3 separate regions of the Homo sapiens genome follow, and all the other regions are linked to region 1. A link is an interaction called in ENCODE POLR2A ChIA-PET data of the cell type or tissue named here. Cell type or tissue: B cell. All regions are shown on one strand. Each heading gives the region's core, and the rest is flanking DNA. Links, peaks and the distances in the headings are about the cores only.

The links. ChIA-PET counts read pairs that join two places held together with the same protein. Peaks named below come from ENCODE experiments on the same cell type or tissue, not always from the same donor. Only the 100,000 strongest peaks of a DNase experiment are listed, where the experiment ranks them.
Region 2: POLR2A ChIA-PET joins it to region 1 with 9 read pairs; 3 of 35 experiments call an interaction of 5 or more read pairs at or near these places.
Region 3: POLR2A ChIA-PET joins it to region 1 with 9 read pairs; 3 of 35 experiments call an interaction of 5 or more read pairs at or near these places.

Annotation. Positions count from the first base shown.
Region 1 is chr19:42,421,180-42,426,179 of GRCh38, reverse strand. All of the region lies in intron 1 of LIPE (lipase E, hormone sensitive type), which reads left to right. All of the region lies in intron 1 of LIPE-AS1 (LIPE antisense RNA 1), which reads right to left. Among named protein-coding and RNA genes, the nearest start is that of LIPE, 3.7 kb to the left of the region's middle. RefSeq lists enhancers at 2,601-2,670, 2,861-2,940. In B cell, for the core only: no CTCF peak of the experiment used is centred there; DNase peaks (open chromatin) are centred at 1,169, 2,469 and 3,169; H3K4me3 peaks cover 2,358 bases; H3K27ac peaks cover 2,894 bases.
Region 2 is chr19:42,501,300-42,508,103 of GRCh38, reverse strand. The region is part of intron 2 of LIPE-AS1 (LIPE antisense RNA 1); the gene reads right to left. CEACAM1 (CEA cell adhesion molecule 1) reads left to right here. Exons shown (of 9, transcript NM_001712.5): 9 at 1-798. Among named protein-coding and RNA genes, the nearest start is that of CEACAM1, 24 kb to the left of the region's middle. In B cell, for the core only: no CTCF peak of the experiment used is centred there; no DNase peak of the experiment used is centred there.
Region 3 is chr19:42,471,999-42,478,802 of GRCh38, reverse strand. The region is part of intron 1 of LIPE-AS1 (LIPE antisense RNA 1); the gene reads right to left. It also overlaps the pseudogene RNU4-60P. Among named protein-coding and RNA genes, the nearest start is that of CXCL17, 32 kb to the right of the region's middle. RefSeq lists enhancers at 4,550-5,530, 6,511-6,804. In B cell, for the core only: no CTCF peak of the experiment used is centred there; no DNase peak of the experiment used is centred there.

The DNA of each region.
Region 1 (5,000 bases), core at 1-5,000:
TAGCTCTGGTCATCCTTCAACAATCCTGAGATAAAGATCAACATCCCCATTATTAAAAAAAAAAAAAAAAAAAAAAAAGGCTGGGCGCAGTGGCTCACACCTGTAATCCCAGCACTTTGGGAGGCCGAGGCAGATGGATTGCTTGAGGCCAGGAGTTCAAGACCAGCCTAGCCAAGATGGTGAAACACCGTCTCTACTAAAAATACAAAAATTAGCCAGGCGTGGTGGCAGGTGCCTGTAATCCCAGCTACTCGGGAGGCTGAGGCAGAGAAACACTTGAACCCGGGAGGCAAAGGTTGCAATGAGCTGAGATCGTGCCACTGCACTCCAGCCTGGGTGACAGAGTAAGACTCCATCTCAAAAAAAGAAAAAAACAAAGTCTCACTCTGTCGCCCAGGCTGGGGTGCACTGGTATGATCATGGCTCACTGCAGCCTCAAACTCCTGGGCTCAAGCGATCCTCATACCTCAGCCTCCGGAGTAGGTGGGACTACAAGTGCACCACCATGCCCCGCTAATTTTTACATTTTCCGTAGAGACGTGGCCTCGCTATGTTGCCCAGGCTGGTCTCGAACTCCTGGCCCCAAGCAAGCCTCCCACCTCAGCTTCCCAAAGTGCTGAGATTACAGGCATGAGCCACCGAGCACCTGGCCAACATCCTCATTTTAGAAATGAGGACATCAGGTAGAAAATAAAGAAGTAAGGGTTCTTGCACAGGGCCATGCAGTTAGGAAGTGGCAAAGTCAGGATTTGAAGCCGGGGTCTTTCTCCCCTGGACCAGGCTGCCTCCCTATAGAGGATTTGGGGAAAATCAAATCCCAGAGTGGGAAGGCACTCTGAGCTAGGGACCAGGAGACCAGGAAAGCGGCCCTCTTGCCAGTGTTCATTCATCCATCCACAGAAACTGACTGAGCACCAGCTCTGGGGTAGACACGGGCGTAAGTCCCAGCAATACAATACAAAGACGGTACCTTACCCTTCTGGAGTTTCCAGGCAGGCTAGGCAGAACATTGGGGCATCAACAGTCTCTCAGTTTACCAGGTCTGTCCTCTTCTGCCAGGAAGATACCTGCTCCCTGCCAGGCTGCCTCCATAGGGGACTCAGTCCAGCCAGGCGGAAGGGCCTTGCGGGTTGTGTTCTCAGCAAGGAGGAGCCGGGAGAGAGGTGCGGGAGCCGCCAAGGTCTCAGGCAAGGTCAGGGACTGACGGCAGGAAAGTTGGGGGAGCAGCATCAGAGGATAACGGGCCCAAGGCTCTGGGCTCACCGCAGGCACTCCCTCGCCTTCTCCGCCTCTTCCCGGGGCCCAGTGCTGCCCCCTGCCTGCTTCACAGGAGCCCCAGGAAGCTCCGATCTTCCTTCTCTAGGCTCAAAACCCCTGCCATGGAGAAGGGGGGAATACAAGTTTTATCTATGGAACTGGAGGTTACTTGTTGAAGTCCCCTGATGTGGGGGGAAAAACCAACGCAGCCCTAATCCTGAAGCTGAGGGTATCTGTGAGGCCCTGGTCCAGAGGGCAGGCAATGGCGGCCCCTCCGCCCAGAGGCCAGTCTGTCTTGTCTCTCCCACAGCTGATAAGAGAGTAACGCGTTTCTCAGCGCCGGGGCTGCTGGGTATGCTTTGAGAGGGAAGGAAGAGGGGCGGCAGGCAAAGGCAGGGATTGAGGCCTGCTCTCCCCAGTGCTGAGGATAGAAAGCTGTTTCTCCAGGCCTCCAGAGCACAGTCTCAAGGGATGCCCGCCCCACACCACCGCGGCGGGCGAGGTTGCCTTTCAGGCGGTCCAGAAGCAGTTGGCTGTGTGCGTGTGAGCAAGGCGGTCCAGAAGCAGTTGGCTGTGTGCGTGTGAGCAAGCCTCGAGCCTCCTCTGTTTCCCGCCATTTCTCAAGCATGCGTCGTTCCCTCTACCTCCGCTCTTGGGCCGGCCCGCGGCCTGAAGCTAGTGCGCAGGCGCCGAGCGTTCTCCTACCACCATCCCCCACCCTCATTATCGGGAGCATGGATTAGGGGGCGGAGACAGAGGGAGAAAGATCCCCCAGGAAAAGCGCAATAGGAGAACTAGGAGACAGGAGAGGGAAAGCGGGGCTCCCTCCTCCAACGGCTCTCAGGCACAGCCACGCCTCCAGCGCTGGCGCCCCGCCTCGTCTTTGAGTTGGCAGAGGACCTGGCCCGCCCCCACCCCAGGCAGAGGCTCAGAGGCGCCCCACTTTCCCCCTTCAAAAGGCGGGCCGGGCCGCGTGCTAGGGCATCCCTCCCTGGGAAGGTGAGTGGGATGGCGAGACTGAGCCAGCACATGGGAGGCTTCCCAGCACGTGGGAAGATCGGGACTTCCCTGCTGGGGTGCTCCCCGCGGGGCTCCGCACTAGTCCTGCCCGAAGGACGCTTTTCGCCACCCCCGGGGTTGCCTTTTTGTTGGCCGCGAGCCCTTTAATGCGCGGTAGGGGGCGGAGCCAGATCTTAAATTCTGGCGGTTGGGGGCGGAGCACGGCAGCGGAGGGAGACCAGAATTGGTTAGGGAGCTGGACCCAGAGAAGAGCAAGCTCGGGATTGGGTAATAGGGGGGCCCGACAGTAGTGTGTAGCGAGGATTGGCCCTCCGGGCAGGGCCTCGCGGCTGGAATTGGCCCCCGCGGGAGGACCGCGGGGAATTGATGGAGTTGGCCGGGGGAACGGAGCCCGCCGAGGCCGCTATGGCCCCGGCCTCGAAGAATGCCAAAGAGGGCTCAAGGAGCCACGGTCGCCGGCGGTGGCGAAAAGACAAGGCCAAAGGTGAGCGCGCGGAGACCGGCAGCAGCCCGGAAGGAACCTCGTACATCCTACGGGGCAGTGGGGACAGCGTGGACTGGCCCACTGCCACAGGGAGTTGGGGGGGTCCGCGGACTGGCCCATTGCCGCTTGCGGGGACAACGGGATGATCCATTGTGAGAAGGGGGTGATGTGACAGCCGAGAGGCCCACCCTGGCACAGGGACTAGCTGACGCCCGGATCGGCTTGGGAGCAGAGTCCGGAATGCGAGCTTCGTGGACCAGGGTTCCCGCTCGGATTCCGTATTCGCTGTGTGACCAAGGGCAACGGATGCCCTCAGTGTTTCCCACCTGGGGAATGCTTCAAGCGCCGATGTTCAGGGCTCCAGCGCTCTTGAGAGGATAAGGGGGAAGGAGGTTAGCAGGTGTTACTCAAAGAGGAAGTCTAGCGGTGAGTCAAGGAGAGGTAGGAGGAAGGGGTGCCCATAGTGGAGAGTGCAGCGGGGCCAGTAAAGTTCATCGCAGTCCCGGCCTCCCACCCGGCAAGTCAGTCCATCCATCCATCCATTCATTGTCAGTCAACCCGCTTCAGCCGGCTCCACTGGGGCCTAGCCCTGACCCCTACCCTTTCCAGGACAACGGGCCCTGGCTTGGCTTCAGACCTCCACACCTGCCTCAGCAAAAGGGAAGGCCTCATTTCTCTAGGGTGTCACATTATTTTCAGGTCTCAAAAGGCGGAACAAAGGCTGACAGACCAACAGAAATGCTGCAAGCCTCAGGCAGGGGCAGGTCCTCAGTTACAAGCATTTATCAATCAGCATGGGGACCCGTGGGAGGTTCCCATGCAGGAAGGAAACTAACACCACCCCTCAGCCCCAGGGACCCCAAACTCATTGCTTCCCCTGCCGTAGAACACATCATTAGCCCAGAATAGACCTGGAGTTGGCTTCAGACACACGCAGGCTCAGACAGGCTCAGAGGGCAGACGGACTGGAGCCCAAGGGCACTCGCTGTCACAGCAAGACACTGAGCCTCACACCAGTATAGCATACCCAGAGGCAGTACAGACTGTAGTTAAGAAACGTGGGCGTCGGAGATCCGGTTCCTCAGGCTGGGAGCTGTGATGTTCTGGGCAGGAGACTCCCTCTTTCCCTGCCTCAGCTTTCTGAGCTCTAAAATGGGTATGATGATAGGAGTACCTCCTTTTGTGAGGTTAGAATGAATGTAGAGCGTTTGGCACAGGCACGCAGCAAACCCTCAGGAGAAGTGAAGGTTATTGTTACTGTTAGTCCCCACCGGACGGTGAACATCCTAAAAGCAGGGCTGTATCTGCCTTGTTTACCCTGTATTTCTAGAGCCTGGTATGCCAGGCAAATAGGCACTCAAATATTTATTGGATTAATAAGTGAAGGAATGTGTGAACTGTAACAGAGATCATAATAATCACGCTTCCCTTAGGGTTGTCATGAGGAGTCAGAATCCAGTTGGGCAGGGCTCCCTGCAAAACGAGCCATTCACAAAGGCTCATTCCTGCAAACTCCAAGATTTGCCTGTCATTTCCTGAAGCCCCGCCCTCGTGCCAGGCTTTAGATAAATTAATCAGACCTCACTCCTGCCTCAAGGGCATCTGGGCTGGCTGGAGCAATCCTCGTCATCAGTTTCATCTTGCCAGTAACTGGATGAGGCTAGTGTCCTTAGGATCACCCCATTTCCCAGATGACGACACTGGGGCTCTGAGGGACCAAGGCCGCCTGGGCTTCCTTACTTGGCCAGTGAGGGCAAAGAGATGGCTGCCTCAGCCTCCTCGGGGCAGGGAGTTTGTGGACGCACAACTGCTGTGGGCCCAAACTTGATTCTGGGCCCAAGAGGTTCCAGTCACACAGATTCATTCAGCAGACATTCACTGAACACTGAGCTGTGCCAGGCCTGGGCTGACAGATTCACAGTTGAGCTGGGGACACAGATATTACTCAGATAAGACTATGATTGTAAACTGTGATAAATACAACAGAGAAAAACACCCTGGGAAGATAGAATTGAGAGGCTTCCCAAGGAGGCAATATTGGACCCAAGATGGACAGGCGTTAAGTGCTGTGCAGGGGGCAGGCAGGGGAACAGAGAGGACAGTATGGAGAAAGACCCGAGGCTTGAGGAAACACTGAGTTACAGTGCAGAGGGAGCTCAGCCAGGGCCAGGAGGAAGAGGAAGAGGAAACAGGGCAGGCAGTTTAAGAGAGGAGGATGGTAGCTGGGTACAGCGGCTCA
Region 2 (6,804 bases), core at 917-5,916, 81 kb before region 1:
GATTGCCTTAGGTGAAAGAAACCACCGAAATCCCTCAGGTCCCTTGGTCAGGAGCCTCTCAAGATTTTTTTTGTCAGAGGCTCCAAATAGAAAATAAGAAAAGGTTTTCTTCATTCATGGCTAGAGCTAGATTTAACTCAGTTTCTAGGCACCTCAGACCAATCATCAACTACCATTCTATTCCATGTTTGCACCTGTGCATTTTCTGTTTGCCCCCATTCACTTTGTCAGGAAACCTTGGCCTCTGCTAAGGTGTATTTGGTCCTTGAGAAGTGGGAGCACCCTACAGGGACACTATCACTCATGCTGGTGGCATTGTTTACAGCTAGAAAGCTGCACTGGTGCTAATGCCCCTTGGGGAAATGGGGCTGTGAGGAGGAGGATTATAACTTAGGCCTAGCCTCTTTTAACAGCCTCTGAAATTTATCTTTTCTTCTATGGGGTCTATAAATGTATCTTATAATAAAAAGGAAGGACAGGAGGAAGACAGGCAAATGTACTTCTCACCCAGTCTTCTACACAGATGGAATCTCTTTGGGGCTAAGAGAAAGGTTTTATTCTATATTGCTTACCTGATCTCATGTTAGGCCTAAGAGGCTTTCTCCAGGAGGATTAGCTTGGAGTTCTCTATACTCAGGTACCTCTTTCAGGGTTTTCTAACCCTGACACGGACTGTGCATACTTTCCCTCATCCATGCTGTGCTGTGTTATTTAATTTTTCCTGGCTAAGATCATGTCTGAATTATGTATGAAAATTATTCTATGTTTTTATAATAAAAATAATATATCAGACATCGACATGCTGCCTCATGGTTGATACTACCTTGGACAATGTTTTTCTCTACAGGCAGAATAAACAAATTGTTCAATGGGGAGTCAGAGTAAAACTCTTTTTTTTTTTTTTTTGAGACAGAGTCTCACTGTGTCGCCCAGGCTGGAGTGCAGTGGCGCAATCTCCGCTCACTGCAACCTCCACTTCCCTGGTTCAAGCAATTCCCCTGCCCCAGCCTCCCCAAGTAGCTGGGATTACAGGTGCATGCCACCATGCCCAGCTAATTTTTTTGTATTTTTAGTAGAGACGGGGTTTCATTATATTGGCCAGACTGGTCTCAAACTCCTGACCTCAGGCAGTCCGCCCGCCTTGGCCTCCCAAAGTGCTGGAATTACAGGCGTGAGCCACTGCGCCCGGCCGTGAAACTATTTTTAAGCCTACAGATATTTGATCTAGTGATCAGAGAATTAGCTAAATTCATTTGCATACCTGCTAACAAAGTGAGTATATCTGGGAGCAACAGACCACAGCTCCAACTTGCCTGGGAGGAAGTGCCTATCTTCCTCTGGGAGGGAAGATGATCTCATGAGTAAAAGACCTCCCAGCCTCTTCATTAGGGGCCAACAACACTTCCCACACCAGCGGCTCCAGTGAATCAGATGTAGCTATACAAGGGTCTCCACAGGTTCATTCACATAGAAATCCCTCTAGACCTTCTAACTCTTCCTGGTTCCCAATTCCTTTATTCTGCCCTCTAGGAGGGTCGGATCTCTTCTAACCCGAATAGCCTTCATTTATTAATTCTGCTAAGTACTAAGCTATAACCTCATTTCCTTCACTTCCAAGCAATTGAAACACATGTGTTGTCTTTGCCTTTCCTCATCACCTAATTTTTCCTGGCCCTCTGCAGTGCCTCCCTACCCAAGATCGCTGGGAACAGCACAAAATCAGTATCCATGTCTTGGCCAAATCCAAAGGCATTTTTAGGGACCTCACACTTTTTCCTTTTACAATATCTAAGATGACAGACAACTTTTCCCTTCTGGAAAGCTCTCCTCCCTCCATTTCCCACTTACGACTGCTCCCCCACACCAGATTTAGTACTCAGACCCTTCTTGTCTCCCTCCATCTACCCTCTTTCATCAGCTTAGTGACCTCTCTGGAGATGGCTCTTAATTTATATCTCTAGCCCCAACTACTTCCAGAACTCATGACACCCACATCCAAATACTGTCTGAAGTTACCCATTTAAACAAGCTCTCCCACACAGCTCACTCATTTCTCCCAGTGACACCCCCTAAGTTTCCACAGCCCCTGCTCATTTGTTTCCAGATTCAATACATTGTGAAAGCCTCTTGATCCTTTTTTAACAACTGTCAGTTATGCTGTTCTCACCATTCCCATAAACCTAACTGACCCAGACCCTCAACAACACTCAAAGTCTTGCTTGACTTCTTGTCTCCAGTCTCTCCGAAATCTTTCTTGCATATGACTGCCTCATTACCCTCCTAGTACACTCCCCTATTCAAAAATCTACAGTGGCCTACTCTGGCCTATTAGATAAGTTCAAACTTCTTCTAAAGAGAAGATGTTTCTGACCGAGTGCGGTGGCTCATGCCTGTAATCCCAGCACTTTGGGAGGCCAACGTGGGTGTATCACTTGAGGTCAGGAGTTCGAGACCAGCCTGGCCAACATGGTGAAATTCTGTCTCTACTAAAAATACAAAAATTCACTGGGTGTGGTGGTGGGCGCCTGTAATCCCAGCTACTCTGGAGGCTGAGGCAGGAGAATCACTTGAACCTGGGAGGCACAGGTTGCAGTGAGCCGAGATCATGCTATTGCACTCTACCCTGGATGACAGAGCCAGACTCCATCTCAAAAAAAAGAAAAAAAAGAAGTTTCTTCCTTCCTTTATCACTACTTCCTTGTATAATTCCTCCATCCTAATTAGATCTCTCTCCCTACATATCCCTGCCCCTCCACCCCACACACAGAATTCTTAGTTCCAAGGCTACACCTAAAAACATACCAAACAGGGTGACCTCCATCTACCAGCTGCACTGTGGAGTTACCCACATCCTTCATCGCAAGCAACCTCTGACCTTGTGGAGAACAAAGACTGTAGCATTAACATGTGAACCTGAGACCCAGGACACAACCTATGTGTGGCTGAGAATCTCTTCCTGATGACCAATTCATGTGTTCATGAAAGATACAGAAATGAAAAAGGCAAGGTCCCTACCCCAAGGAATATAAAGCCCAAGACAGGAGATAAGACCTGAAAAATAATCATAATACCGAAAAAGAAAGGCGTAAATGCCACAAGAAGTCAAGAGAAATCTAATGGGAAATGTGGCTGCACGCTGGAATAACTGGGGAATTTTTTAAAAGAACAACTGATGCTCAGACTCCACCCACAAATTCCAACATAATTGGTCTGGAGAGGGATCCAGGCTTTGTAAACTTTTTTTTTTTTTTTTTTTTTTTTTTTGAGACAAGTCTCACTCTGTTGCCCAGACTGGAGTGCAGCGGCATGATCTCAGCTCACTGCAGGCTCTGCCTCCCAGGTTCAAACAATTCTCCTGCCTCAGCCTCCTGAGTAGCTGGGACTACAGGCGCCTGCCACCACACCCAGCTAATTTTTTGTATTTTTAGTAGAGACAGGGTTTCACTGTGTTAGCCAGGATGGTCTCAATCTCCTGACCTTGTTATCCACCCGGCTCAGCCTCCCAAAGTGCTGGAATTACAGGCATGAGCCACAGCGCCCGGCCCAGGCTTTGTAATTTTTAAGCCTTCCCAGACACTACTAACATATAGCCAGGATGGAGCTAATAGGTAAGACCTGGGGCTAAATCAATGGTTTTTAGCTAGGGGTATGCATCAGAATTACCTAGGGAACGTTTTCAACATACGTAAGTATATATACCATCCCTGGAAAAGCTGATACAATATGCCTGTAGTGAGACCTGGGCTTGTGTATTCTGAAACACTCCCAAGTGATTCTCACATTTATTCCGTGTTAGGAAACAGTGTCCTGAAGCACAGGTAGGAATTAAATTATAAAAAGAGTTGGAAGGACATACTATATGATGGGCATGAGATGAATAATCTATTCTGCAAAGCACAGAGAGGTACTCAAGAAGAAATTGTTGGCAACTGGCTGAACTTTAAAAGATTTGACCATACCAAGTGAGGATGGGGAATGATTGGTATTCTTATGTATTGCTAGGGGAAATATAAAATGGCACACCCACTCTAGAAAACAGTTGACACTTTCTTATAAAGTTCAATATACACTTTTACAATCCAGCAATCCTACTCATAGATATTTACCCAAGAGAAATGAAAATACATATCCACACAAACAGTTGTACATGAATGCTCATAGCAGTATTATTCATAATAGCCAAAAACTGGAAACCCAAATGTCTATCAGCAGATGAATGGATAAACAAATTACGGAATATCCATACCATAGTATACTAATCAGCAATCAAAGGGTACAATCTACAGACAAAACAAAATGGATGGGCTGGCAGCATGGCTCATACCTTCAATCTCAGCACTTTAGGAGGCCAAGGTGGAAGGATCTGCTTGAGACCAGGAGTTCAAAGCTGCAGTGAGCTATGATCATACTATGGCACTCCGGCCTGCACAACAGAATGAGACCCTCCCTGTAAGGACGCGTGGTGGCTCACGCCTGTAATCCCAGCACTTTGGGAGGCCGAGGCAGGTGGATCATGAGGTCAAGAGATCGAGACCATCCTGGCCAACATGGTGAAACCCTGTCTGTACAAAAAATACAAAAATTAGCTGGGCATGGTGGTGCGCGCCTGTAGTCCCAGCTTCTTGGGAGGCTGAAGCAGGAGAATCGCTTGAACCCGGGAGGCAGAGGTTGCAGTGAGCCGAGATCACACCACTGCACTCCAACCTGGTGACAGAGCAAGACTGCATCTCAAAAAAAAAAAAGATAAATCTTGAAAACATTATACCATGCAAAAGAAGCCAGACACAAAGGAGTGCATGCTATATAATGTCATTGTTCTTTTTCAGAGGGGGTCTCACTCTGTCACCCAGGCCGAGTGTAGTGGCACGATCACGGCTTACTGCAGCCTTGACCTCCCAGGCTCAAGTAATCCTCCCACTTCAACCTCCTCAGTAGCTGGGACTACAGATGCATGCCACCACCACACCCGGCTAATTTTTTATTTTTTATAGAGAGGAGGTCTCGCTATGTTGCCCAGACTGGTCTTGAACTCCTGGAGGCAAGTGATCTTCCCGCCTCGGCCCTCCCAAAGTGCTGGAATTACAAGCATGAGCCATTATGCCCAGCCTATATGATGCCATTTAAATGAAGCTCCAGAATAGGCAATTCCAATTAAAGATGTTAAGAATTCGCCCTAGGCCAGGCGCGATGGCTCACACCTGTAATCCCAGCACTTTGGGAGGCCGAGGCAGGCGGATCACAAAGTCAGGAGATCTAGACCATCCTGCTAACACGGTGAAACCCCGTCTCTACTAAAAAATACAAAAAATTAGCCGGGCGTGTTGACAACTGCCTGTAGTCCCAGCTAATCGTGAGGCTGAGGCAGGAGAATGAGATGAACCCAGGAGGCAGAGCTTGCAGTGAGCCGAGATCGAGCCATTGCACTCCAGCCTGGGTGACAGAGGAGCGAGACTCTCTCTCAAAAAAAAAAAAACAGAATTCGCCCTAGAGGGTGGGATTAATGACAAAGATGCTCAAGGGAGCTCTGGGGCTGATGGAAATGTTCTACATCTCAATTCAGGTAGTGATTGCATGGGTATACACATTTACCAAAAATCAACTTGTATACTTGAGATCTATAGACATTTCAATGTATTTTAATTTTACTTCAAGTTTTAAATATAAACTAAGGAAAGGAGCCACTAATTCAATCTATCAGGTACAAAGCACCTGTATTCATGTTCTATTGCTATACAATAAACCGCCACTAATTTAGTGGCTTAAAACAACACTTACTCATTAGTTTGCAGAATTCAGTTCCTTGAAGTCAGTTTGAGTTCCCCACTGTCCTGTTGTCGGCCAGGGACTATTATTAGCTCCTAGAAGACCTTTTCAGGTCCTAGCACTGTGACCTCCTCCATCTTAGCCATGGAGAACCTCTCTCAAGTCAAATCCCTCTCACACTTCTACTATCTCTGATTTTCCCTTCTGAGACCAGCCTGAGAAAAAGCTCTGATTTTGCTTTTAAAAAGCTCATGTGATTACATTAGGTCCACTCAGATCATTTCCCTTCTGATTAATTCAAAATCAACTAAGTTGTAACCTTAATTATGTCTTCAAAATCCTGTTTGCCACACAAGGTAACATAATCGTGGGTGTGGTTTCTCATCATATTCATAGTTCTAGGTATTAGGGGCCATCTTAGAATTCTGTGTACCAAGCACACATAAAGCCACTGGTGCTTTCTGGAAACTCCTTTACAATCCTGTTCTGAGGAAGTGGCAAAGAAGCCAAAAATGATCAATCCAACTTTTTGTTTTGTTTTTTTTTGAGACAGTCTCACTCTGTCACCCAAGCTGGAGTATAGTGGCACAATCTCAGCCCAATGCAACCTCGGTATCCTGGGCTCAAGTGATTCTCGTGCCTCAGCCTCCTGAGTAGCTGGGATTACAGGTGCATGCTACCACACCAGGCTAATTTTTGTATTCTTTTTAGTAGAGATGGGGTTTTGCCATGTTGGTCAGGCTGGTCTCAAACTCCTGGCCTCAAGTGATCCACCTACCTTGGCCTCCCAGAGTGCTGGGATTATAGGTGTCAGCCACTGTGCCTGGCCCCCAACTTTTATTTTTTGAGACAGGATCTCACTATGTTGCCCAGGCTGGAGTGTAGTGGCACAATCATGGCTAATTGCAGTCTTGACCTCCCAGACTCAGGCGATTCCCAGGCTCAGCCTCCTGAATAGGTGGGACCACAAGCGCATACCACCACATGGGGCTAATATTTTTATTTGTTGTAGAGACAGGGTCTCACTGTGTTGCCCAGGCT
Region 3 (6,804 bases), core at 1,021-6,020, 52 kb before region 1:
TCAGGAGTTCAAGACCAGCCTGGCCAACATGTAGAAACCCCGTCTCTACTAAAAATACAAAAATTAGCCAGGTGTGGTGGCATGAGCCTGTAATCCCAGCTACTCAGGAGACTGAGGCAGGAGAATTGCTTGAACTTGGGAGGTGGAGGTTGCAGTGAGCCGAGATCACGCCGTTGCACTCCAGCCTGGGCGACAGAGCAAGGTTCCATCTTGGGGGAAAAAAAAAAAAAACACCCAGAATAATGTCTGACCAAATCCCTGGGCACGTCATGGTCCAGCTAGGTTGACAAGTAAAAGTAAGCATAACACTAAGTTAGTAATACAGCTCAGCCACATTGTCCATTCAACATTTACAAAGACCTGTGCTAGACACTCTGGAATACTCATAGCTAAATTACATATGATTCCTTCCTTCTAGTGTAAGAATGATAACCCATATATAATTCTAGGTAGAGAGCATTAAGTACCACAAGGGGGTCTAAAAATTGAGATGACTTCGGTAGGGAGAGATTATTTTTTCCATAAGGTTTCATGAAAAGCATTTCAGCAGGGCACTGAAGAATGATGACAATGGCATAAAGGAAAAAACATTCCTAACGAAGAAAGGAAACATAAAAAGACAAAGAATCAGGAAACCATGGCAAGTCATGTAGTTTAACTGTTATTTATTTATTTATTTATTTATTTATTTATTTATTTATTTTTATTTAGATGGGGTCTCACTCTGTTGCCCAGGCTGGAGTGCAGTGATACCATCTTGGCTCACTGAGGCCTTGACCTCCTGGGCTCACAAGTGATCTTCTCACCTCAGCCTCTCAAGTAGCTGGAACTATAGGTGTGCACCACCATGCCCAGCTAATTTTGTTTATTTTTTGTAAAGACAAGGTCTCAGCCAGGCGTGGTGGCTCACGCCTGTAATCCTAACACTTTGGGAGACCGAGGCAGGCAGATCACGAGGTCAAGAGATCGAGACCATCCTGGCCAACATGGTGAAACCCTGTCTCTACTAAAAATACAAAAATTAGCTGGGTGTGGTGGTGCATGCCTGTAGTTCCAGCTACTGGGGAGGCTGAGGCAAAAGAATCGCTTGAACCCGGGAGGCGGAGGTTGCAGTGAGCCGAGATCGCACAACTGCACTCCAGCCTAGTGACAGAATGAGACTCTGTCTCAAAAGAAAAAAAAAAAAAAAAAAGACAAGGTCTCTCTACATTGCTCAGGTTGCTCTAGAACTCCTGGGCTCAAGTGATCCTCCCACTTTAGCCTCCCAACATGCTGGGATTATAGGTGTGGGCCACCGCACCCTGCCAATTTTATTCTTTTTTTTTTTTTTTCCAGAAACAAGGTCTCACTCTGTCACCCAGGCTGGAGTGCCCTGGTATAATCATGGCTCACTCAGCCTTGACCTGCTGGGCTCAAGTGATCCTCTCACCTCAGCCTCCCAAGTAGCTGGGACAACAGGTGCATGCCACCACACCTGGCTAATTTTTTAATGGAGATCTTGCTGTGTTGCCCAGGCTGCTCTTGGACTCCTGGCCTCAAGCAATCTTCCTACCTTGGCCTTCCAAAGTGTTGGGATTACAGGCATCAGCCACTGTGCCAGCCAAATGTATTTTAAAGTATATGAGGAAGAACAAAAGCGATTTGTATAACAGTAGGTAGCAAAAGGAATTCAGAACTTCCCAATCTCCCCAGTAGGTCTTTCTAAAAACCTTTGGCCCAGAATCTTTCTGGAACTGTCTCAGTTCAACTGCTAAATACTTCTGGGAAGTAACTTACTTCCATTCTGCTAATTCCTGCCATTTCCTAGAGTTTCCCTCCTTCTCAGGCCTTAGATATGCCCAGTACCCCATTAGGCTCTAGATTTAAAAGGCTTTTGAGGGGGAATCCGAGCACCTAATCAACATTTACAGCATATTTCATGAAACATATTTCAAATACAAAACATGAATTTCAAATTCATGAAACAAATATCTATCATTGCCTAGTATGTATCACGTATTGTGATAAGTCCAGGGACTACAAAAATGAATAAAAATATGTTTCCTGCCCTAAAGGAACCCACTGTCAACTTTGGAACAAAGACTCTTCACAAAATGGAAAATGCCTATGGAGACATCTTGAGAAGAGCCAAACATATCTTCTGGCTGGGCACGATGGCTCACGCCTGTAATCTCAGCACTTTGGGAGGCTGAGGTAGGGGGATCATTTGAGGTCAGGAGTTCAAGACCAGCCTGACCAACATGGTGAAACCTCATCTCAAATGAAAATACAAAAATTAGCTGGGCGTGGTGGCGCACGCCTGTAATCCCAGCTACTCAGGAGGCTAAGGCAGAAGACTTGCTTGAACCCAGGAGGCGGAGACTGCAGTGAGCCAAGATCATGCCACTGCACTCCAACCTGGGCGATTGAGTGACTGCCTCAAAAAATATATGTGTGTGTTTGTATGTGTGTGTGTATTTGTGTGTGTGTGTGTGTGTGTGTGTGTGTGTGTATCTTCCACGTCAGTTCTAACCAAGAAAGCAATTTTGCCTGATTTGTGACCACAGGAAAAAGGGTGCTCACTTTACTTTCAAATCAGTGCCCCAGTCACTGTTAGCACAAGCCACAGCAGTGGAGTAACCAACACATGATGTAAAATGCCTTCTATTTGCCTGGTGCTATGGCAAGTACTACAGGCAAGATCTGTAAAGATGGAAAGGGGCATCCCAGAGAAGAAAGCAGCAATCACAGCTAACGCAACTTATCCTGCTTCTGGGCTTCATCTTCCCCTAACTCATAGATTCAATCTGTCCTCCACTTTGACAGTCAAAGAGATCACCCTAAAACACAAGTCTGCTAATGTCAATGATACTGCCTTTGGAAAAATTATAACAGTGAAAAAAATATGGCAGTAAGAGATCTTATCTAACCCATGCTCCCCCATCTTGCCTTTCCCTTAATCATTCCTATGCTTAGGCTAAACTAACTTTGGGAGACATTTGGTTTATAGTTTAAATGATAAGAAACCTTCCCCAAAACTCAACCACCTTTGTAAAGCTAATGAAAGGCCATCAGGATAGAGGGAGGAGAGGAACCTGAATTCTGCTAAGCTGTAGACTGGTCACCAGATATGTCCTGCACATAACATCACTGTTGTAGATTGGCCTTTTGAGATATCTTTTCAGGTTTTTTGCATGTCTGACACCCAGAGCTCCACCTGGACCTGCCAACTCCACTCCTGTGGCCCTAGCCAGAAGCAACTCGCTAAAGAGAGCAGCTTCAAGATCCTATGATTTCATCTCCACCCAAACCAATCAGCCGCAAGCACTCCAACCCCTTCCCCCAAACTGCCTTTGAAAAACCTCTAACCTGGGGGGAGGGGGGAGGGATAGCATTTGGAGATATACCTAATGCTAAATGACGAGTTAATGGGTGCAGCACACCAACATGGCACACGTATACATACGTAACAAACCTGCACATTGTGCACATGTACCCTAAAACTTAAAGTATAATAATAATAAAATAAAATAAAATAGGAAAAAAATAAAAACCTCTAACCTATGAGCTGAAGATGAGGTTGATTTGAATAACAACTCCATCTCCCATGTGGTGTGGCCAGCCTTGTGTCAATTAAACTCTTTCGTCCCACCGCATAAACTCTTTCTTTACTGCAATGCTGTGGTCATTATTTGTACAGCAGGCAGGAAGAACCCATTGGGTGGTTACATCAATACCCTGCCTAAAATCTAGGTATAGTTCTCCATCACCTTGAGGATAAAATCTAAACTTCTTCACCAAGCATACCAGGCTCTTCGTAATCTGGTCCCTGATTACTTCTAATCACTGTGCCTGTGTACTCTCTGTGACAACAGGCTCAGCTACTTGCAGTTCCCGGAACACATCACTGACTTTGCACTCCCTCACATCACAGACTTTGCGTGTATTGTTCCTTCTCCCTAGACGGCCCTCCTCTCAATTTCTACTCCTCTTTCAGAACTTAGCTCTTAAAAATAGAAAGAAAAGAGAAGAAAAGAAAAGGTTTCTCTGTTCTCAGCATTCTCATCCCAGGATGAGTTAGTAAGCCCTCCCCTATGCTCCTGTAACACTTGATTTGTCCTTTAATCATAACGCTTGTTATTCTTTTTTTTTTTTTTTTTTTTTTTTGCGACAGAGTCTCGCTCTTGTCGCCCAGGCTGGAGTACAATGGCACGATCTCAGCTCACTGCAACTTCCGCCTCCCGAGTTCAAGCAATTCTCCTGCCTCAGCCTCCCAAGTAGCTGGGACTACAGGCACCCATCATCATGCCTGGCTAATTTTTGTATTTTTAGTAGAGATGGGGTTTCTCCATGTTGGCCAAGCTAGTCTCAAACTCCTGACCTCAGGTGATCCAACTGCCTCAGCCTCCCAAAGTGCTGGGATTACAGGCATGAGCCACCGTGCCTGACCCATGCTTGTCATTCTGTTCTGTAACTGTTTGACTTGTCTCCTTTAAAAGACTATGAGCTCCTTAAGGGCCACCATGTTTTTATTTCCATTAATATACTTAGTACCTAATATAGTGCTTAGTATCTAGCAGGCATTCAGGAAACTACATGCTTATTAAGGAATTCAATGAGTGAATAAACAGCACCAAACATTTACTGGATTCCATGTGTGAGGCACATGGTGAAGTCTTAAACTTAATCAATGTATTGAGTTTGTGAAAGGAAAATAAAATCTTGGGATCCCAAATTCACTATGCCAAAGGGAAAAGTTAAGCTTGGGAACTGAGTCATGCAGAAACTGCCTTCTTTTTGTTCCTAAACAGATAGCTGTAATTTCACAGTCTTACATTATCTTATGTAAAATGTAGATCTATTGAGCACTAGATAAATGCATAATTGACTTCCCCTCCATTCCTTTCTTTTCACATGTAAAATGCGAATTCACTGAGTGCTAATCAAAGCCTCCCAAGAATGTAACTGTTTGCCTCACTGCCTACCCTCCCCTTTCTTTTTCTTTCCTCCTCCTCCTCCTGCCTGTTCTTTCTCCTTTAAATATTGAAGTCCTCGGCTGGGCACGGTGGCTTACGCCTGTAATCCCAGCACTTTAGGAGGCTGAGGGGGGCGGATCACGAGGTCAGGAGATTGAGACCATCCTGGCTAACACGGTGAAACCCTGTCTCTACTAAAAATACAAAAAAAAAAAATTAGCCAGGCATGGTGGCGGGCACCTGTAGTCCCAGCTACTCAGGAGGCTGAGGCAGGAGAATGGCGTGAACAAGGGAGGCGGAGCTTGCAGTGAGCCCCGAGATCGTGCCACTGCACTCCAGCCTGGGCAACAGAGCAAGACGCCATCTCAAAAATAAATAAATAAATAAAGACAAAAATAAAATAGTCTTCCTGTATCATAGAATCATAAACTCTCTAGCTAGAGAAACTCCTCTACAATCACATGATCCAAACTTCTTACTGTATAGATAAGGGATCTAAGGTCCAGAGAAATTAAAAGAATACATGGCCAAATCAAGGTCACAATATGAACATCATTCCCCTCCTCAAAAACCTTCAGATAAATTCCAAACTCCTTAGCACGGCATTCAAAGCTCTTTACAACCTGACCTCAACCCACCTATTCAATCTCATTTCCCTCTCATGTCTCCTACAAGCCCTTGGTTCCAATCTGTTTTCTTCCTATCCTCTGAACTTATGCTACTTGGCCTCATTCTGTTCTTTTTCTGGAGTGTCCCTCCACCTTCCTCTCCAACCTTTGCAGGTTTGCAACACTCACTTGTTCAGAAAGCCTTCCCTGGCTTAGCCCATGGGGCAGCTCTCATAGCTCTGAACTCCCAAAGCCTTCATGGTCCATGACACTTGTTGGCTGATGTTATTGCGAAAGTTTCCCATTCACAATAATTGCACCTCGGATAAACCTCATTGGCTACAATAATACCACTGCGCACAACCAGCCAGTATTATTTTACATGCATTCCCAACATTGTGATTTACATGATCTTCTATCTTATTACCTCTCACCCCATCTAGACTGCAACCTCCTTAAAGGCAAGAGATTGTACTTTATATTTCTCCACAGCTCCCAACTGCACCTAACCTGTGACTATGAGCATTTACTGAGCACCTATAATGTGTAAGTTGCTGTTCTAAGGCCTTTGTGTACATGATGTCATTTGATCCTCATAATTCAGCCAGGCACGGTGGCTCACGCCTATAATTCCAGAACTTTAGGTGGCTGAGGTGGGAGGACTGCTTGAGCCCAGCAGTTTCAGACGAGCCTGGGCAATATAGAGAGACTTCATCTCCACAAGAAATTTAAAAATTAGCCAGGCATGGTGGCACACATCTGTAGTCCCAGCTACTTGGGAGGCTGAGATGGGAAAATTGCTTGAGCCCAGGAAGACGAGGCTACAGTGAGCTGTGATCAAGCCACTGCACTCCAGCCTGGTAACAGAATGAGACTCTGTCTCAAAAAAGATCTTCATAATTTTCTCAAATGAGAAAAGTGAGGCTCACAAAAGAGTAAACTGTCAAGATCACACAACTTAACTAAAAAGTGGCAGAGCTATAGTGAAATGCAGGTTCCTCAGCTTCCATAAAAACATTTAGCCAAAAACCATGCTGCCTCTAACCCAGTTGGTGTCTTGAATGGGACAGGTGCACCCGAACTGCTCAGTGACTAACCAAGACATTCACAAGCCCAGGCAGAGGGCCAAAGTATACATGACAAAGAATCAGAGCAGGCTTGATGCTCCCTTCCCCTGAAGCCCAGATTTGGGTTTCCCCAGGTCCCTGCAGGGTCTCCTTTGTTTCTTGGCATTGACTCTT